Linked DNA regions of Mus musculus: region 2 is linked to region 1. A link is a loop called in an ENCODE intact Hi-C map of the cell type or tissue named here. Cell type or tissue: left cerebral cortex. All regions are shown on one strand. Links, peaks and the distances in the headings refer to the core of each region. The heading gives the core; the rest is flanking DNA.

Evidence for each region. Peaks named below come from ENCODE experiments on the same cell type or tissue, not always from the same donor. Only the 100,000 strongest peaks of a DNase experiment are listed, where the experiment ranks them.
Region 2: it touches region 1 in a loop (3-fold over the local background); 4 of 42 quality-filtered maps call a loop at or near these places.

What each region holds. Positions count from the first base shown.
Region 1 is chr10:67,911,279-67,914,186 of GRCm38, forward strand. It overlaps Zfp365 (zinc finger protein 365), which reads right to left and starts at 1,384. Exons shown (of 5, transcript NM_178679.2): 1 at 1,093-1,384. In left cerebral cortex, for the core only: a CTCF peak has its summit at 1,369; DNase peaks (open chromatin) are centred at 391 and 1,413; H3K4me3 peaks cover 1,637 bases; H3K27ac peaks cover 1,572 bases.
Region 2 is chr10:67,983,237-67,986,144 of GRCm38, forward strand. The region is part of intron 1 of Rtkn2 (rhotekin 2); the gene reads left to right. Among named protein-coding and RNA genes, the nearest start is that of Rtkn2, 5.1 kb to the left of the region's middle. In left cerebral cortex, for the core only: CTCF peaks have their summits at 1,536 (motif pointing left) and 1,742; DNase peaks (open chromatin) are centred at 1,241, 1,534 and 2,027.

The sequences.
Region 1 (2,908 bases), core at 123-2,622:
AAACTTGTGTGAATGGGTTCTCTCCTTCCATCATGTGTGTCCTGGGGATTGAACTTGATTCATCAGGTTTAGTGACACGCGTCTGCTTGTCATCTTGGTTTGTTCATGCCGTTAATATTTTTAGTTACTGGTATGATGACATACATCAAAGCGTTAACATAACAATAACGATCTTTTGAAATTTGGAAACCCGAAGTGTCCGGTATTATTTGATATAAACAGGGCCGTGGCCAAGATCCTAAGCTAATAGAATGTTCTGGGTGGATGCGCCTTGCCTCTGATGCTGTTTTTAGCGCGACAACTTCTAGAGTGTTGGAACCAGGTGGGCGTCAGCATAACTCCTCCATAAACAGGAAGTTCTTGTTGCCTCTGCATCTTTATCCCCTTTGCCCTAGCAACAGATGACTCTTACAACCCAATTTTGCAAGGGTCGTGGTACTTATTTCCTCCAAGAATGGCAACAAGGAGCACTGGGTCCCACAGGGAAGGAGCCCGGATCTTAGGGTGCATCTTAGAGTGAAGTGTCTGTGTTACACCCTTATCTGCCTCCAGATGCTGAGATAGAAATGGTGCCTGATCCGCCAGGCAGGCACATTTTCCAGGTTACTAAAGTCTCTGGACCCCAGCAAAGGAGAACCTTCCTGTGCTGCGCTGGGTTGGTCAATAGGATGCAAACCCTGGCCCAGCCTAGGGCTGAAGATGCTTGCAATGGAGTGCAGGGATAAGAAGAGAGGATTCTATAGCAGCAGTGGGGGGGGGGATGTTTGGATGGGGGAGACGAGATATACCACCCACCCCCAGCAAAAGGCTTTCATCCGCCCAGCGGAAACCTAGGGCACAGGTTAGCAAAAAGGGTTTCGATTTCCTGTGCAGAGCTGGGCAGGCTGGGCAGCACCTGCGTGGGGGTCCCGGCTTTCCTAGCCCCCGCTCCCGCTGGTGACTGCGTGGATTCGTGCTCACGCGAGTTCGTGCAAGTGGCTGTGGGGAAGCCAACGGTCCCGACTCCCCAGGATGCTGCGCATCCGGGACCACCTCCCCGCGTGTCGGCGGAGCAGGGGGCGCGGGCGCACGGCTCCAGCCGAGCCCACTTACCGGACTTGTTGCTGCCGCTGCAGCCGCCGGTGCTGATGCTGCGGGAGCCGTGCGAGCGGTTTTCAGCAGAGCCGTAAATCAGGCTGAGCCGGGTCGGCTCCCACGCGGGACGAGCGGCGACCGGGGCGGAGCGTGGCGCGGGCGGGACACGGGGGCGGCGCCCGGGGACGCGAGGCTGGTGCTCCGGCCCCGGGCAGCCACCCCTGGGTCCACCCCATCGGGGCCCCTCTAGCGGGAGATCCTGGGCCTTTCCCTTCACTCCAGCTCAGGATTCCGCTGACATCACGGGGAGGGATGCAGGATGGTCCCTGGGGAGGGAGGCGGGGACACGTGCCAGTCTTGCCCAGCCTAGTCTTGCTACAGGCCCAGGCAAGTGCTCCCAGTTGCAGGGGCGGCGAAAGTGGGCGTGAAGATGGAGCCTAGCTGGCTAGCCCCTGGAAAGAGCTGCCAGCAGGAAGGCTCTGATATTTATTTATATTAGAACTTCATCCAGGCAACCTGGCGGGGGGGGGGGGGGGGCACAGGACCAGCTTACTCCAGCCGTGGAAGGTAGTAGTGTCCTGGGACTAAGTTAAACAAAACTAAAGATAATAAAAGTGTAGAAGTTAAGAAACATAAATGCCAAACCCTGAGGCCTCCTCACTGAGAGGATGCCCCCAACACTAGTCTCTCAGTGGAGGAAAGATTTAGCTTCTGAGAAATCTCATTTCCTAATTGAAATTTCGGGATGTGTGTGTGTGTGTGTGTGTGTGTGTGTGTGTGTGTGTGTGTGTGTGTGTGTGTGTGTGTGTGTGTGTGTGTTATTTTGTTAAACCTGCTTTTAAGGGGCTGGAGAGATGGCTTAGCAGTTCAGAGCACATACTGCTCTTGCAAAGGACCTACACTGCTCGAATCAGCTGCTGGGCTGTCGTCAACGTTCTTTCACTGATATTCATACTAAGACTTTGATGACAGGTGCACGCCTGTAAAATTCAGGAAAGCAGTACCAGAGAGTGACTCCTACAAAACGGGGGTTGGCAGCTGCGCAGAGGCTTGCTCTCTCAGAAAATGTTATGCTTCTTGCGGTCACTATCTTAGGTCACTCTCTAAATTGAGCACGTTTATTCCAACTGTTTATTAAGCTGAAAAAAAAAGTTTGGTCTGAGTGTGCATTGCACACAACCAAGAGTCAGGGTGCACCCATCATCTTGAACAGCAGGAAGCTAATTCTGACTACCTTTGGGGCAGGATGCTAAGTATGACCTGGGAGAGTCAAGGGACCCAACGTCTAGAACTCAGCCCTCTCCCAACACTGAGGCAACTTGTTTGCCTTGCTTGGTCCCGAAATGTCTCCACTTCAGGTGAAGCGCGAAGACTTCCTAGGGCCATTTTTTTCTAACAATGGCATAAATATTATCACATTCTTCATTAAACCATATTTTACATTTATCAATACAATTTCCATATTAAATTGCATCGTGACAGAATGATTCGATAAAGAATGATTTTAGATGAAAGTAAAGGAGGGAAATCTTTTCAGGTGCAAAAGAAAAAGAATAACTCTTCCTTAAGAATACCTTTTTAAAGCTCACCTCTAAGTAGGCCAGTGTGACAGATGTCAGTGAAAAGCCATGGCTACTTCACAATGAGCTGAGGGTCGGTGACTTTAAAACAAAGCCAACACCTACAACCAGAGCCACAAGGGAGTAAGGCATGTTGGGTTTTCCTGGATGCATATGTAGTTCTGGCTACTTCAATACACAAAATGTTGTATTAACATATCCACAATCAAAGAAAAAACAATGACAGAGTTGAAACAAACAAAACAACAACAAAA
Region 2 (2,908 bases), core at 267-2,766, 72 kb after region 1:
TGCACAGTGAGCATCTCCCCAACTCCCCATTTCTACTCTTACTTATCTTAAACATTTATTTTTATTTATGTATTTATATGGGTGTGTACATGAGTGTGGGGTACCAGGAGAAGGCGTTGGGTCCCCTGGAGCAGGACTCATAGTTGTTTGTGAGCTGCATGCTGTGGGTGCTGGAAACTGAACTCATATTCAATGGAAGAACAGCAAGTATTCCCACTGAGCTGTCTGTCCAGCCCCTATCTCCTACTTTTAAAGGGTCCAGCTATTCTGTTTTTAGCTTTGTTCCGTCCATTCTGTCTTTTTTTTTTTTTTTTTTTTTTTTTTTTGGTTTTTCGAGACAGGGTTTCTCTGTATAGCCCTGGTTGTCCTGGAACTCACTTTGTAGACCAGACTAGCCTCGAACTCAGAAATCCGCTTGCCTCTGCCTCCCAAGTGCTGGGATTAAAGGCATGCACCATCACTGCCCGGCTCCGTCTTAGCTCTTAACTTTTACTATTAACCATACCAGGACAGTGACACAGGTTTCTGTTTGACCTGATGGAACCCCGAGAAAGGAGATTGCTAACCCACTCACTCTGGGGACTCGTTCTTCAATGGTGCAGCAGGATGCATGCGGGGCAGCTTTTCTTATTGGCCACAGTCATCCTTAACTCTGCCTGGCTGTGCTCTGTGGTCTGGGCTGTAACAGTAATGATTTTAGCTCTTCAGTCCTCTTGGAGGCCAGTCAACATGACTGCATGCCCAGCGGGCGCCCCCTCCTTTCCAGATCCTTATTCACACTGGATGGCCCGAGACAGCAACTTCTCCCCAGCAGTACCATGCACACCTACTAAGTAAAGACTAATTCTCTTGCTCTTTAAACAGTTCCTTGCCTAAGGCTGCTTAGTTTTGCTGGTCAGAGGTTTTCTTCTCCCGGGCAGGGTGGATGTGTGCCGACAGGTTGTGTGGTCAGCATAAGCTTTCGGCAGCAGTGGACACTGTTAACTGAATGTATTCAAAGACAATGCAGATGTAGCGCTTAGTAGGCAGTTCACCCTGCAGCCTCAGCCCTCTCTCACTTGCTCGACTAGCTTTGACAAAGGAGTCAGGATCCTAGTCTATAGCGCATCTAAGCTGAAGTGGGTAAGAGGCCACTATCTTTTAAGTTTCTCAACTCTGCCACTGTGGCTGGAAAGCAGCCAGAGCCAGTATGAGCTAGTTGTGATTCAATCCGGCTTTTTTTACGAGCTGGTGTGATTCAGGACAACTTTATTTACAAAATCACACATGGACCAGACCACAGTTCACTAACTCTCGCAGTAAAGGGTGGAATTCTAGAAATAGCTTCTGCATATGCCTTATTTCCTTAAGGGACGTTAACTTAGTCTCATGCGTAAGCTTTTGTTTGTTTTGATTTAAGACTTTGAGGTTCTTATCCCTTCCATTTCCCAATCCTCTGTAATCACCGAAGTCTTTTTCAGCTGGGGAAGAAAATGCACTTCCCAGATAGATGGAGGCCCTGAAGCCCAGGCTAATGTGTAGTGTGGCCGTGGCCCCCTGCTGGTTACTTCAGGTTATTGCAACCTTAAATCTTTGGATTTCACTGTCCACAGTAGCAGTCCACCTGCTATTTTGAACGCTAGAGTGGTGGTTCTCAACCTTCCTAACGCTGCGACGCTTTAATACAGTGCCTCACATTGAGATGACAACCCCCCCCCAGTGTAAAATAATTTTGTTGCTACTTCAGAACTGTCATTTGGCTACCGTTATGAATTGGTATAAAAAAAATGAACAAAATACCTGATATGTGACCCCCAAAGGGGTCTCCACCCCACATTAGAAGACCGTTTAAAAAAATGCTCTTCCCGTCTCCAAAGACCTAATTGGATGGGTCAGGAACTTTAATAAGGTTCTTTCCGTGTGCCTCAGTTGGTTCTCGGATGTAGCCAGCTTTTCAGAACCTCTGCGCCAGCTCAATCAGCTGTCTCGTTGCTTCGTTTAAAAGGCAAAGCTGAACTCCGAGGCACCAGATGGCATTTATTTATATTGGCTCTGTGGGGTAAAGCGGCTCATCCCAGCTTCCAGTCGCTCCCGGTGTGCACTTACCAGCGCTAACCAGCCTGCCGCCGTCTACCGTCTATCACTGTAGACATGTGGGTCACGTAGATGGTTCTTAGAACTGATTGCTGATGATGTGAAAGGAGAAACGACATTGGGGCTTGCAAGTCATCCATAGATGACGTCGGAGTTGGTGGAAGGCAGTCATGGTCAAAGAAAGGAGTGCAGCAAGGGACAGCGTTGGTAGAGTACCCCAGCTTGAGTCAGCACATACTACATGACAAGGTTAGCCTGTGACGATTCCATGTTGTGGTAACAGAAGGTAATTAAACAGATCTGTTCTCTCATGTGAATAGCTCAGCCGATTAGGCTTGGAGAGTCAAGTCAAACCATCTAACATTTTGCTTTCGGGGGTAACCGCCATAGACTCTCAACTCTCCTAACCCTCTTCTCTTCCTTTTGAAATGATTGTCCTTTTAATCCTTGACACTTATTAGATCCTATCCACATTTTTAAATTGAATTTCGGTACAAAGAAAAAGTAATAGGTTTTTTTTTGTTTTTTGTATTTTGTTTTTAAACCTCTGAAGCCAGGATTGTCGCTTAGAAATAGACACGCGTGGGTTCTGTGCCCGTTCATAAAGAGGCCTCTGTGGCTTCTAATGTTTACAAAGTTTCTGGGAGTGAACAGAGGACTTTGCATCTGGTGTGTAGACTTTTAATGGTACGAATGAGACTTGTATATTGAGTGAGGCCATCATGCAGTCACTAAATAGAAAAAGACCAAGACCCAGAACTAAGCTACAAAGAAATTTCTTGGTGACTCCAAAATAAACATGGCCAGAGATGAGTCTCTGTCCCGGCAGCTGAGG